Regions from separate parts of the Homo sapiens genome. Here region 2 is linked to region 1. A link is a contact called in ENCODE Hi-C or POLR2A ChIA-PET data. All regions are on one chromosome and are shown on one strand. Each heading gives the region's core, a stretch centred on a gene start or an enhancer-like site at or near the end of the contact. The rest is flanking DNA. Distances are from core to core; before and after follow the strand shown.

Region 1 (7,931 bases), core at 3,470-5,969:
TAACCACTGTGCTAATCACTGTCCTTGTGCACCTGGAGTGCTGAGCATCTTAGTGCATCTGAGGTGCCACCACATTAGGAACACAAGAGGTCCCCCACTACCTGTGGACGTTATCACCCAACAGGGCACTCCAGACACCCACACCACGGGTCATTCATTGAGAAATATTTGTTTCCTTTTGTCTCTCACTTTCACTTAAATGGAATGGCTAATGTTTCTGACCCCTGACTTTCTATGCCAATCTGAGAAGGTTTCTCATATTTCACCTGTTTAAGAGGAAGAAGAGACCACAAACCTCCTCATTCTGCTGTTCTGAATAAATACAGTAACAGAACACAAGTGACTGGCAAATCTTCCGTGTCACTGGACATTTTAAATGAAGGTTATTACCTACTACTTTGGTCAAACTGGTTACTTTATAAAGGCAATAAGACACTAGTAAATAAAATACATACAAAGTATGATCGAGGCACAAAGCACACAGAATCTAGCTCTTCCTATATGAAAACTCCAACAATATTATTTGTGTGAAGCAGCATTATAGCCTGTTGTGCTGTGCCATGTTAGAGTATTCTATCTACAGCCAGTCACTGTGGCTCATGCCTGTAATCCCGGCACTTTGGGAGGCCAAGGCAGGTGGATCATCTGAGGTTAGGAGTTCGAGACTAGCCTGACTAACATGGAGGAGTCCCATCTCTACTAAAAATACAAAATTAGCTGGGCATGGTGGCACATGCCTGTAATCCCAGCTTCTCGGGAGGCTGAGGCAGGAGAATTGCTTGAACCCAGAAGGCAGAGGTTGTGGTGACAAAAAAATCAGCAGAAAGTTTTCAGAATTGATTTTTGAGGAAACGGTTATGTAGGAAAATTGTCATTGCAGTGTTATGTAAAACAATAAAATTCTTAAATCACCTAAATGTCCATGAATGGGAAGTAGTCAAAAATAAAAAGGCACATTAATTAAATGGGTATATGGCATAACCTCAAAAAATGAACATTATTTAGTACTTAAGGAAAAAATAACAAAAATGAGATATATATCATGAATACCAATATAGTTATGAATGCACATTAGGAAAAGACTATAAGAAAATAAAAACAGCTAATACGTAAGCAGAGAAGTAAAGTAGGAGAACTGTTCATTCACACCAATTTTTCTACTCCATAAAATAAATACAGTTGTCGCTCAATACGCTTGGGGAATTGGTTCAAGGACCCCTGAGGATACCATAATTTGTGGATGCTCAAGTCCCTTATCTAAAATAGTGTTTGTACTACAGTCAGCCCTCCACATCCATGGGTTCCACATCCACAGACTCAATCAACCGCAAAAGGAAAATATGTATGGTCAGCTTTACATAGACTCAGGTTTCAATCTGTGGTTGGTTGAATCCACAAATGCAAAATTCAAAGACGCAAAACCCCTAGATGTGAAACCCACAGATACAGAAGGTCAACTGAAATAATAAAATAAACAACATCTAAAAACAAAGTCAACTCAAAAGGCAGAAGGATGCACTTAGCATAAACAGGTTCTCAAATGCCCGTTGTTCTTGAGTCTTCCTCAGGAAACATGAGAATAGTGAGATGGAATTTTAACAGCAAGAGTGGCAAGCCTTATTCACCTTGAATGTGGTCATTTTTCCTCCTGTTTCTGGGAATTTGCAGAGTCCTGAGTTATGCCATTTGAGAGAAGGCAGAATCGTGCCTGGAACACTATGGAAGACACAAAAAGAGACATGAAAGCGTGGCCAGGGATGTCCCCACCAACACAGATGTGTACTGTGAATTAGCACACGAATGGTCACGGTGGCATTATTCATAATAATCCCAAACTGCACACAACCAAAATGCCCTCCTATGGAAAAATGGATAGACAAATCCTGGCATATCCATACAATGGAATCTTATTTGGAAATTAAGAGGAATGAAGTACTGACTCATGCTACAACATGCATGAACCTTGGAAACACTATGCTGAGTGAAAGAAGCCAGGCACACCAAACCACAGATTGTATGATTTCATGTATATGAAACGTTCAGAACAGACAAATGTTTATAAAGAAAGTAGGTTACTTGTTGATGGGGATTTAGGATAAGAATGGGGATTAACTGTAAATGGGCAAGAGGAGTCCAATTGGGGGATGAAAATGATCTAAACTAAATGATGATGATGATTACTACACTCAGCAAAGTTCCTAAAGATTACTGAATTGTACACTTGAAATGGGTGAATTCTGATACATAAAATACACCTCAATAAAGTTGGAAAAAAATTATTAATCTACATGTCATTTAATTTAACAAGACTGCGTTCTGAGTCCATATTGATAGAATATTTACTTTTGAATGAATGAATAAGCAAACAGGGGAACAGGGGATGCTGGTCTTTACAGTATGTTGCCCACTAACAAGTATATCTACTCATAAAAATTAATTTTATTTTATTTTAATTTATTTGAGACAGAGTTTTGCTCTTGTTGCCCAGGCTGGAGAGCAGTGGTGCAATCTTGGCTCACTGCAACCTTCTCCTCCTGGGTTCAAGCGATTCTCATGCCTCAGCCACCAGAGTAGCTGGGATTACAGGCGCGCACTACCACATGTGGCTAATTTTTGTATCTTTAGTAGAGACGGGTTTTCTTTTTTTTTTTTTTTTCTTTTTCTGAGACAGAGTCTTGCGCTGTTGCCCAGGCTGGGGTGCAATGGCGCAATCTCGGCTCACTGCAAGCTCCGCCTCCCGGGTTAACACCATTCTCTTGCCTCAGCCTCCCAAGTAGCTGGGACTACAGGTGCCCGCCAACACGCCCGGCTAATTTTTTGTATTTTTAGTAGAGACGGGGTTTCACCATGTTAGCCAGGATGGTCTTGATCTCCTGACCTCGTGATCCGCCCGCCTCGGCCTCCCAAAGTGCTGGGATTACAGGCGTGAGCCACCGCGCCCGGCCAGAGACGAGTTTTTGTCATGCTGGCCAGGCGGGTCTCAAACTCCTGGCCTCAAGTGATCCACAGGCCTTGGCCTCCCAAAGTGCTGGGATTACTCGGGCTGTGACCCTGAGTGCCTCAGTTCCATAACTCAGGACTCAGGCATGACCCACCATGCCCTGCCCTCTTATACTATTTTTGCAACTTTTCTATAGACTTAAAATTATATAATTACTGTGTTAAAGTTTTTTTAAAAAATCAGGAAATAGTCATAGGAGAAATAATAATGAGAAGAATAAGAATGAGCATGATAGAATATGGCAGGTCACTAGTTTATTATCTCTTTATCTGGAAATTTCCATGGATAAGCAGATAAATAGAAAAACATTGAGAAATGTATAATAAAAATTTTGTAAAACATTTATAAGTAATATAAACATGGAACCACTAAAACAAAATGCATTAGAAATTTAACCATTACTATCTTTACATCCTGATTTCATAGGTAATTACAATTTTTGTATCTTCGTATTTCTGTAATTTCTGAATGCTTCACAGTGATACGGTTCTATTAGAATGTGAAATATTTGTAATAAATGAAACAAAATAGTTGACAGTTTTTAAAAACTGAGAAAACTCCAAGGCAATTAGCCTTGCTCTTAAGGTCCTTTAATCAAGTTCTAACTTACTTTCCCCACCTGAGTACAGCTAGTTCCTCTGCCTCAATGAGAATATATCCAAGAGATGATCAACTCGGGCTCTGACCCTGAATGCCTAGGTTCCAACCCAAGTTTCACCTCTTACTACTTGGATGACCAGTACCTCTCCACAGAGTCACGTTGCGGCTTAAACGTATCTAATTGTATAAATCCCCTAGAATTGAAGTTAGCAATTAAGGCTTAATTATTATAAATGCCCATGCCCTATTACACATGCTACAAAGATACAGTCTCTGTAAAAGAAAAATGACAAGTCACACTCACGTGGAGCTTTGCTTTCAGTAGCCAAGAAGTCAGTCCGCGCAGTCCTTTTTCAGGCTGGGGAAGGAGAAAGCTGTGAAACATCCTGACTGGGTCGCTGTCCCTGAGAAAAGTTAAATGCTCCCCTCCCTTCGTGGAAGTGGACGCAACCCTCGCCTGCCTAAAAAGAGGTCAGAAGGCGTCCGGGATCGTCCAGCGTCCTGCAGGGATCAGAGATAAGGGCTGAGGCCCCTGCTGCTGGAGCTCTGACCCCACCGGGGGACCTAACAGGTTTCGTGGGAAAGTAACAAGAAACCACCACTCACCAAGTGACAGGGACTGTTTGTGTTGTGTAACCTATTCCAGTTACCAAAACGATTCTACAAAGATGGTCCTAACGTCCCCATTTTAAAGAACAGCAAGGAGAGGCCCAGGGAGATTAACACGCCAACCTTGCACTGTAAAAAAGTGACTGCGCGCCTGGAGTGCAGGGAGGCGGAGTGGGCGAGCTCAGAGCCCCGGAAACCCTCAAACCAGGCGAGACGCGACCCAACCAAGTCCCAATGCCCCCCGCCTCCCGCCGCGGGACACGAGGGGAGCCCCAGCCCAAGAAGGCTCCGCTGACACAACAAAAGCCGCCGCCCTCGCCCCACCAAACCTCTGCTCTCCCACGAGGCTTCTTTTCCCATAACCGGACCACCAGGTCCCAGCGAGCCCCAATCTTAAGTCCCTGACATTAGGAGGGGCCCGCGAGTCGCGGAACTGGAAGAAACTACCGTGGAATGTGCCGTGACAATCGCCCCCTCTTCCCTGGAGCGGAAGTGCCCGCGACTCCACTGATTGGCGGGACTACATTTCCCAGAATTCCCCGGATCCCCCTGCGTGGGTCAAATGGACCACGACTCCACTGAGCGTTTGGATTACACTCAGAATGCTGAGGGAAAAACGTTCAGAATCTCACCCTTCAGGGAAAAGCGATGGGACTCCGCGGTGCTCCTTGCCTACGATTCCCGCACTGCCCATGGGGAACGAATCCTATATCGCTGAGCGCTTGGTAGGGAATGTGGACTGTGACCCTGAGAGTCGTCCTTCCCTCTGCCTGAGTCCTTGAGCGAAAATATTGAATAGACAGCAATTCCTGAAGTCTAAACGCCTCCCAGGACTACGGAGGATTATTGGAAAGAGAACAAGCGAGGAGATACAATCTTCAAGGACTAAATGGGGAATGACTTTTTAGGGGTCAGTAGATGATTGATGATTGATTACTATAAACTGATAATATGAGGCCAAAACTAAAAGTTGGAAGAGTGAGCAAGTACAATGGTTTGGGAGAGGCAATGAAGAACAAAGAAGGTGCCAGCCCCTACTCCAGACGCTGTGGTACCACTGGTTTGGCAGGAAAAACAATCATCATTTGAGAGGGCCAGTGGGGAAGCCCTGTCCTCATGGAAAAGCTATCTTCTTTCGTTTACACTTTTCATGGTATTATGTCTACTGAAGAGGTAAAAACACCAAATTTCAGAGAAGCTCTTAAATTGCCCAATACTTCAAAGCAAGTATAACTGGTGAAGCGCTTGGCATTGATGTCAGACACCCAATGCCTATGATTTATTTAATGCAGTAGCATTAAGGAGGATCCTATACGTGAAGGAACATATTTTATTTTCTTCCTTTATATTTTTTGGTTAAAATATCGTCATTATAGTTAGCAATTTGGAATCTGGCTTACATTGGTTGATACAAATAAATAATAGAATAAAGCAAAATCAGAAAAAAACCCATCTAAAATCTTTCTTCAAGATAACCAGGGGCTGGGTGCGGTGGCTCACGCCTGTAATCCCAGCACTTTGGGAAGGCCAAGGCGGGCGGACCATGAGGTCAAGAGTTCGAGACCAGCCAGGAGAACATGGTGAAAACCCATATCTACTAAGAATACAAAAATTAGCCGGGCATGGTGGTGCGTGCCTGTAATTCCAGCTACTCGGGAGACTGAGGTAGGAGAATCGCTTGAACCTGAGAGGCAGAGGTTGCAGTGAGCCGAGATCATGCCACTGCACTCCAGCCTGGGCGACAGAGCAAGACTCTGTCACGGAAAAAAAAAAAAAAAAAAAGATAACCAGATTTTTTTCTCCCCATAAACATACATTGGCCTATTGATATGGTTTAGATCTGTGTCCCCACCCAAATCTCATGTTGAAATGTAATCCCCAGTGTTGGAGTTGGGGCCTGGTGGGAGGCGATTGGATCACCGGGGAGGTTTCTAATGGTTTAGCACCATCCCTCTAGTGCTGTTCTCCTGATAGAGTTCTCATGAGATCTGCTTGTTTAAAATTGTGTAGCATCTCACTCCTCGCTCTTTTCCTCCTACTCTGGCCATGTGAAGTGCTGGCTCCCTAGTCGCCTTGCAGCATGGTTGTAAGTTTCCTGAGGCCTCCCCAGAAGCTGAGCTGATGCTGCCATGTTTCCTTTACAGGCTGCAGGACTCTGTGTGAGCCAATGAAACCTCTTTATAAATTACCCAGACTCACGTATTTCTTTATAGCAATGGGGGAATGGACTAATACACTTATCAATCTATATTTTTGTTTTTTAAAAAATGAAGTCTCACATTCTAGATTCATTTTATAAACTAAAAAAATACCTTTTCACAATTGTGTTTACATAAAAACAAGGTTACTATGCTAACCACACAATGCCACACATCCCCCTCTTTGAAAATTGACTGACTGCTATTTCTATACTAGTTACAGCTGTATTGTTGCTCTAGTCGGCCCTTCCAAATGACAAAATTTATTGAGATGCTCCATCTCGGCCAGGCGCAGTGGCTCACGCTTGTAAACCCAGTACTTTGGGATGCCAAGGCCAGCGGATTACTTGAGGCCAGGAGTTTGAGACCAGCCTGGCCAACATAGTGAAACACTGTCTCCACTAAAAATACAAAAAATCAGCTGGGCGTGGCATGGTGATACATGCCTGTAATCCCAGCTACTCAGGAGGCTGAGGTACAAGAATCACTTGAACCTGGGAGGCCGAGATCACGCCACTGCACTCCAATCTGGGTGACAGAACGAGACACTGTCTCAGAAAAAAAAAAAAAAAGTGGAAGGGAGGGAGGAAGGAAGGGAAATGCACTCCAGCTGAGTGACAGAGCGAGACTCTGTCTCAGAAAAAAAAACAAAAAAAAAAAGGAAGAAAAGAAAGAAATGTAAATCAGTCAATATCTTCTAAAAAATTTAAAATTATTTTTTCCAGGGTTATATTTTTAACATTTTGATCTTCAGCGATTCCAACATTCAAGATTATGTCTTTCTGGATTATGATCAATTTCTGTCCTTAGTGCATGATCTCAGGATATACCAGATACTAGTTTTTATCCATTACTGGTGCTGCTAAACTTGAACAGTTGATTAAGGGGTTTCTCTCCAGAATTCTGCACTCTAAAATTATTTTTCCCCTAAAAAGTTACTACTATCTGGTGAAAAACTGAGATACTCCAACTCATTCTATGTTGATTTTTTGGCATTATGCTCTAAGAAAAAGCTTTCCATCTATATTATTTATTTGTTTATACCAGTGTGGATTTGTGAATTCTTGTTATATTAATGAGTTCACATCTACTACTGTTATTATGTATTTTGATTCTCTGGTTGTCTCAGATTTTGCCAGTAAAATCCTCTTCAAGCAGTCCCCTCTTGCCTTCTGGCTCCTCCTGTTCATCATGATATGAGCTCTTTGTGCACTGGTTTACTTTCTGATACTGTGTGTTCCAAGTTCATTAGGTATTTTTCAAGTTCATTGGGTATTTTCCCTACCCTAGCCATGAGATCAGATATTTCTCCTAGGACTTCTGGTTCCTATTTGTGGAAAATGTAGTTAGAAACAAAGAACTGAGTGCTAGGTATGATCGCTGCTACCTTAGTGTTTTTTATTCTTGACCCTCTCAGCTGACAAAACTAGCAAATATATACTTTTTTTTTTTTGAGACGGAGTTTCCCTCTTGTTGCCCAGGCTGGAGTGCAATGACGTGATCTCGGCTCACTGCAACCTCTG
Region 2 (7,931 bases), core at 3,292-5,791, 120 kb before region 1:
TTGAGGAAAAGAGATGTCATTTTAAGAGATAAAAATCAAAACTCAACTCACCTGAAACTTGGTCATTTTCTCCTGCTCCTTCTGGGGAAGGGCAGGGTCCTGGGAAGGCAGAACTGGGAAAAGAGAAAGAAGCCATGAGAAACAGGCCCTAGCCCACATGGCTGTGCTGGCTGAATTTTTAAAAGGTGGCCGGGCATGGTGGCTCATGCCTGTAATCCCAGCACTTTGGGAGGCCGAGGCAGGCAGATTGCTTGAGCTCAGGAGTTCGAGACTAGCCCGCAACATGACGAAACCCCATCTCTACAAAAAAATACAATAATTAGCTGGGTGTGGTGGCACACACCTGTAATCCCAGCTACTTGCAGCAGAATGTACTGGCTACAAAAGTGGATTCTGGGGTCACAAGGTCTGGGGTCAAATCCTGGCATGGCTACTAACTCTGTTTAAGCTAATTAACCTCCCCATTCCTCAAATTTGTCACCTGCAAATGAGAAAAATAGTGCTTTCTTGCAAGATTATTGTAAGGGTTAAATGTGTGAACAGATGGAAACTCGTATAACTGATTTCCCTGCAAGCTGCAGAAAAGCAGATGATATTATGCATCATAAAATTGTTGTTGCAAATGTCTTTTGCCATCATTTCCAATAAGAGAGTCTTTTATAACATCCAGATTTCAAAGACTGTACAATGCTTTATCTTATGAAATTCACCTTTACCTCTGAAAAGTCTATAATTCTGATTGGCTATATTACTTACTACTTTGTTGTCCTATAATATTTAATTGATATCAGCATTCAGTTTTGTAAAAGGTATAAATACTTATGAATTTTCTTCATGTAGCCAGGAGAGTCTCAATGGTGTATCTCCCTTTCCCGTGCTCACTGTCGTAAGGAAATACTAATTTAAAATGTGTCTCTGCTAGCTTTTTTTTAAACAAAAGTTTGACAGTATCTGTCTCACTTAAATGAAAAATACTGTAGTACTAATAACAGATTCTAATTTACAGTTGCTTTGGGGATTAATGAGCAAATCGAATAGTCTTGGCTAGGCTAAACCATAGAGACAAAAAGTAATAGTTGCCAGGGGCTGAGAGAAGAGATAGTAAAGAGTGATGGCTAGGGCATATGAGGTTTCTTTTGGGGGTGATACAAATGTTCTTCAATTAGAAAATAGTGATGGTTGTACAACCTAACATTGTGGATACACTAAATACCACCGAATTGCACACTTTAAAAGGGTGAATTATATGGTATATGAATTATGACTCAATTTTTTAAATGGGGTAAAAGCCTTGGTTCTGTCTGTGGCACATTATATAAGCTCTCAATAAGTGATGATATGATGACTGTCGTTCCCATTTAATGGATGAGGAAGCTGAGGATTACTGAGATTAAGTTGCCCAAGGTCACAGAGCTGGTGAGGTGAGACTGCATCTGAATCCAGCTGAGTCCAGAGCCTGTCTCTTAATCGTGTCTCCTTCTCTAATCAGAAATATGAAGACATGGAAGGAATCATGTCTTAGAGATCAGAGAAGGGGAAGTTGGAGGGTATGAACTGCTGAAAATGATCTGCTGAGGGATACTGGAGCCAGATGATGAGGAACCTAATATCCTAATTGACTCTTCTGACTTACTAGCTCTTTGTGCCTATTTCCTCACCCATAAAGTGAGGACAATAACAGTATCTACCTCGTAGGGTTATTAAGAGGTTTCAGTGAGTATATACAAGATAGCATTCAATACAGATAGCTACTCCTGTTCGTGGGTCCTCCTACTTCAGGCAGAAACACTCTAGTAGGGACGAGAGCAATGTATTCTCTTCTGAAAGCTAGGGAGAGAGATCAATTTTTAATATCCAATTCCCTTTGTTCTGGTCCTATATTTACCTGCACCCTCCTGCTCTGCTCAGTAACAGGATTTTGCAAGACTTGACATTTCACGACATTTAGTAGAAAAAAACAAATGGGGTTTGGGGTGCCTGGCTCAGCTCTGCTCACTACATGTACCAGGGCCACTTTTCGAGGCCTGAATTTCCAGACTTTGTTCATTCCTAGGTTGTCAAGTCCTCTCGTGCCTTTGCTCCTGCCACTCTGCCTCCAGAGAGGACCAGCTTCCCTGTCCTTCTCTTGTAATCCCTCCTCTTGGAAGCCTTCAGCGTAGCTGGGGCATTTGGGGTATAATTAGTAAATCAAGCATCTGTTTTGCCTGTGAGATAATGAACATTACTCATCTTTTTACCCCAAGCACCTAGAATATAGTGAGTATTTGATGCACACAGAATCAAAGAATGACACACAGTCAGACAAGGATTGTACTAATTGATCTCCAAGATTCCTTTAAGCTACAAAATTCTCAGGCTATTAAATTAATTGGGAGGAGGAGAGGATGAACTTTATATGTCAATTTCTTCTGCGTTTTTAATTTCATTTGCTTTGCTCAAGCAACATCAAGGTCATCCTTAAAAGTGAAATCATTAGGCCAGGCGCAGTGGCTCACGCCTGTAATCCCAGCACTTTAGGAGGTCAAGGCAGGCAGATCACTTGAGGTCACGAGTTCGAGACCAGCCTGGCCAACATGATGAAACCTCATCTCTCCTAAAAATACAAAAATTAGCCAGGCATGGTGGCGGGCATCTGTAATCCCAGCTACTCGGGAGGCTGAGGCACGAGAATCACTTGAACCTGGGAGTGGGAGGTTGCAGTGAGCTGAGATCGTGCCACTGCACTCCAGCCTGGGAGACAGAGGGAGACTCAGTCTCAAAAAAAAAAAAAAAAAAAAAGTGAAATCATTCATAAAAGGGTCAATCCATAGACTGTGGATAATGTAAACCCTATCTATTTATTTATTTTAATAGCAGTGTCAGGTATTTACTCAAATGTCATCTCCTCAGAGTTCTTCCCTGCAAATCCTTAAAAAAATTTTTTTTATTATGACTCTTGAGCATCCCCCAGTCATTGCCTAAACTGTGAAACCATTTCTTTTCCTCTTTTTAATTTTTTTGAGACAGACTCTCACTCTCTTGCCCAGGCTGGAGTGCAGTGGGATGATCTCAGCTCACTGCAACCTCTGCCTCCTGGGCTCAAGCGATCCTCCTGCCTCAGCCTCCCAAGTAGCTGGGACCACAGGTGTGTGGCTAATTTTTAATTTTTTTGTAGAGATGGAGTCTCACTATGTTGCCCAGGCTGCTGTTGAACTCCTGGGCTCAAGCCATCCTCCCGCCTCAGCCTTCCAAAGTGTGGGATTACAGGCGTGAGTCACTGCACCCCCATGGGACTGACATTTCTCAGGGCTGAAGGAGAGTGGCACAAAGGTCAAGAACCCACTCTGCCTGAGCTCAGCCTGAGCTCAAACTCCCAGTTCAGGCTCTTTCCTGTTGTTTTACTTTGGGAAGATAAATGTTTTACCCATCAGTGTTGTCATCTGTAAAACAGGAATTACAATATTATCTTTGTTCTGAAGATTAAGCTAATTAATGCATATAAAGCCTATAGAAGAGACCCTGGCACTCAACGTATTAACAAATTTTATTATTACTCATTCACGAACACATGCCTAATCCAACCTCTCATTTATTCCATAAATATTTGAGCATTTGCCCAGCAGGAAAAATAATATTGCTAATGAGTGTGGGAAATCTGTTCTCCAACTAAGCAGAAATAGCAATAGCATATATTAAGTCCTCTCACGTTGGGACAATGTTACCAAGAGCCAGGGGGTCAACACCCTCCTCTCTGCAGCCCTCCGGTTAGTCAAGGCTGAGGAAGGAAAGGAGGTTGGAAGATATCTAAACTCTGTTTCTGGTCCAGGATGAATGACAGTGGACATCCCCAGGCACCACATGGAGGTGAGACACACTCATGCCTTAAAAGGGAAGGAAAAATAAAAAAGATGGAGAGAAAATTGACACCCCCGTCCCCCCACGTTAGGAATCCAGGAACAGCCTCGCGAGGTGCAGAGATCAGAGAAGGGCGAGTAGCGCTGCACCTGGAGCTCAGAACCCACTGCGGGCTCACAGAAGCTTTCAGAGACTGAATGCCTCTCCTCTCCAGGAAGAAATAACAGATTGGCAACAACCAGCCACCTTTTCAGTGTGTGTCAGGATCGGTCCTACGCATTTTTACATCTATTTATCTTAAGTAAATCTCACGAAACCCCTACCAGTTAGGTACTACTATGAAACTCACTTTACAGAGGAGAAACGGAGAAATTAAGAAACTACCAAGATTATATTGCCAGAAGACAGCAGAGCGTGTGGAAGGTGGGGAAGGCGAGGGAACTTGAGCGCCCGGGAGACCTTCAAACCAAACGTGCGACCAGGAGCCATTCCCAACTTGGAGACCCATGCACCGCCCTAAAAACAAAGGGCAAGCAAACCGTCGTCCCCGCCCTCTGCGACTTCCCTTCACTGAGAGCGAGGGCAGGCACCTGCGAGTCCAACGCCCAGGCCAGGAAAGCTCGCCGTAGATGCAGAGGTTCCGCGCTGACTCACCTCCCAGAGGGGATAGATGACGGCTGCTTCGCCCTCCTGCAGCGGAAGTACACAAGGTTGCAACGGCTTCTGCACTACACTTCCCAGAATGCCCGAGCGGAAACAGGCTACCGCCCTGCCCAGCCAAGAGGGACCAAGAGGGGCCAGGTGCAGTGGCTCACGCCTGTAATCCCAGCACTTTGGGAGGCCAAGGGGGGGTGGATCACTAGGTCAGCAGTTTGAGACCAGCCTGGCCAACATGGTGAAACCCCGTCTCTACTAAAAATACAAAAATTAGCTGGGCGTGGTGGCACATGCCTGTAATCCCAGCTACTCCAGAGGCTGAGGCAGGAGAATTGCTTGAACCCAGGAGGCAGAGGTTGCAGTGAGCCAATATCGTGCCACTGCACTCCAGCCTAGGCGACAGTGAGACTCCAGCTCCAAAAAAAAAAGAAAAAAGAAAAAAAGAAAATCAAGAAGAAGAGAAATATTTACAGTTCTGTACGGTATTGATACTGTAAGTTTACACCATCTGTTTACAAAATAAACCATCTTTCTGAAATGGCAGGCAGCTGCAGCTTCAGACCTCATTCTACAGTACATATCAAGCAATTCAACTTTTTCTTATAATGTCATGACTTTTCTATGCATCTTGGGAGCACTTGCAACATCACTAGTGGCAGTTCACATAGGTCCCATGGTAGTATTCAAGTTTTATAGTATTGCACTAAACACAATAAAAAATAAGAAACCTTTAGATCACTTTTTACTGTAATACGCAATTTACTAGAGAGATGAACTGCTCACTTTGAGATGATTAGCATTACTTGGAATTTTAAGCAGATATTTACACACATGAGCTCACCACAACAGTGACAGGAGATAGCTATTAAATTATTACAGTAGCACAGCATGTACTACAGTTAACTTTATGCAGGCTTGATTTAATATTGCATCTTTGTTTTACATTTCTCTTGACTGTGAACGTACAGTCTGTGTTTGTGTGTGTAAGTTTTTATAAGTTTTACCTTTTTTTAATAGATTCATGTATATTTTATGGTAGTAAATGATAAAATAGACTAATATCTACATATATTTTATGCATTCATGATATACCTAAATTTTTCTTAATTGTTTGATATTTCTAGACTACACGGCTTATCTGTGAGCTTTTTCAAATTGTTGCAAATTTCCAAAAAAAATTGCAATATATTTGTTGAAAAAAAATTCACATATAAGTGGACCCATGCAGTTTAAACCTGTGTTGTTCAAGAGCCAACTGTATTGTAATTTGGAAAAAAACAACATCTAAATTATATCTTGAAAATGCTTCTTCCCTTATTTCAATTTAAATTTTTTTTTGTATCCACTCAGCTTGCTCTTGAGATGATAAATGCAATAGAATGATCATCAATAGATCAAGTCAATGTGGTATCAAAAATGAAGTAATATTTAGCAGCCTTGTAAAAGCACATATATCAGGACTTCTTGCAGAGGCTTTGTTTCCAATGTGATTTTCTCTAGAAAGGAGAAAGTTGTTTTATTTAAGTTATGGGGGTGGGTATTGTGTATAGAGTGGGGAACTGCCTTTGATATTTTCTATCACAAATTTTTTTAGCTCAGTCAGCAGAATTTTATTATTTTAGCACCAAAGGAATCCTGAATCATGTTTTGTTTTCATCTCAAAGTATTTTCTAATTTCCCTGTAACTTCTATCCCCATCGGTTTTTATGAGTGTGCTGTTTAATTTCCACACATTTGTGAATTTTCCAGTTTTCCTCATTACTGATTTGAGTTTCATTTTTTTGTGGCCTGAGAATACATTTCATGTGACTTTATCTTTCTGTTGATACGTGAGATTTTTTATTTTTATTGAGACCTGTTTTGTGGCCTAATGTATGATCTATCCCAGAAAATGTTTCATGACCACTTAAGAAAAATATGTATTCTGCTGGTTTTAGGTGGGGTGCTTTGTATATATCTGCTAGGAGTTTGGTTTATGTTTCCAAATCCTCTAATTCTTTATTGATCTTTTGTCTGGTTGTTGTATCCATTATTGAAAGTGAGATACTGAAGTCTGAAAACATTGTAGAAATATTTATGTCTCCCTTCAGTTCCATCAATTTTCACACCATATATTTGGGGACTAGCTGTGTAATGTCTGTATTGTTATATCTTCTTGATGGATTGACTCTTTTGTCAATATATAATGTCATTGTTTGTCTCTTGTCAAGTTTTTTACCTAAGTCGATTTTGTCTAATATTAATACAATTACTTCAGTTCTCTTTTTTTACATCCTGCATGGAATAATTTTCTTCCATTTTTTCACTCAACATTTTTTGTCTTTGGATTGCAAATAAGTCTCTTATAGACAGCATATAGTTGGATCATGCTGTTTTATCCATTCTGTCCATTTTTGCCTTTTAACTGGAGAGCTTAATCTATTTGCATTTAAATTAATTCCTGATTTTAAAACGGCCTTGCTTCTTTCACTTTGTGATCTGTTTTCTACATGGCTTATCTTTTTTGTTCCTAGGTCTCTTGATTAATGCCTTCTTTCCTAGGTCTCTTGATTAATGCCTTCTTTTCTGTTTGATGTTTTTGCAGCGTACCTTTTTCTTTTTTTTTCCATTTTGAGACAGGGTCTCACTCTGTCACCCAGGCTGGAGTGCAGTGGTGTGATCTCAGCTCACTGCAACCTCTGCCTCCTGGGTTCAAGTGATTCTCATGCCTCAGCCTCCCAAGTAGCTGGGACTACAGGCATGCACCACAATGCCCAGCGAATTTTTGTATTTTTAGTAAAGACAGAGTTTCACCATGTTGGGCAGCCTGGTCTTGAACTCCTGACCTAAAGTGATCCACCCACCTTGGCCTCCCAAAATGCTGGGATTACAAGCGTGAGTCACCATGCCCGACCTGTAGTGTACCATTTAATTTTTCTTCTTATTCCCTTTTCTGTATATTTTCTTAGTGATTACCCTGTGGTATACAGTTAACGTCTTTTTTTCTTTTTTGAAACAAGGTCTTACTCTGTCACCCCGGCTGGAGTGCAATGGGTGTGATCTTGGCTCACTGCAGCCTCAAATTCCTGGGCTCAAGTGGTCCTCCAGCCTCAGACTCCTGCATAGTTAGGACTACAAAAATGTGCCATCACACCCAGCTAATTAAAAAAAAAATTGTAGAGACAGGGTCTCACTATGTTGCCCAGGCTGTTCTCAAACTCCTGGCCTCAAGCAATCCTCCTGCCTCACCCTCCCAAAGTGCTGGGATAACAGATGTGAGCTACCACAGCTGGCCTATTTTTCCAAATTTTATTATGAAAAAATTTAAAGATGCAAAAGTGTTGAATAGTATTAATTCAAACTATATTGTAATACATTAAAGAAGTTAATATAGCTTGAATTAATACTAACCTAGCTTCCAAAATATAAAAAATCCTGCTCCCGTATCTCTGTCCTCCTCC

What was found. Hi-C counts contacts between places; a loop is a spot of excess contacts on that map. ChIA-PET counts read pairs that join two places held with the same protein, here RNA polymerase II (POLR2A). Pooled maps may share reads with other maps.
Region 2: a loop to region 1 is called in a pooled map, with 4 times the contacts of the local background. The contact joins the promoter of ZNF233 here to the promoter of ZNF234 in region 1. A Hi-C loop is called at or near these places in 2 of 50 pooled maps. POLR2A ChIA-PET finds 5 or more read pairs at or near these places in 3 of 52 experiments (AG04450, activated T-cell and common myeloid progenitor, CD34-positive).

What each region holds. Positions count from the first base shown.
Region 1 is chr19:44,138,342-44,146,272 of GRCh38, reverse strand. It overlaps ZNF234 (zinc finger protein 234), which reads right to left and starts at 4,719. Exons shown (of 6, transcript NM_006630.3): 1 at 4,540-4,719; 2 at 3,906-3,959; 3 at 1,626-1,716. The coding sequence starts at 1,640. RefSeq lists enhancers at 4,232-4,281, 3,947-4,537, 4,292-4,691.
Region 2 is chr19:44,256,496-44,264,426 of GRCh38, reverse strand. It overlaps ZNF233 (zinc finger protein 233), which reads right to left and starts at 4,541. Exons shown (of 5, transcript NM_001207005.2): 1 at 4,489-4,541; 2 at 52-113. The coding sequence starts at 66.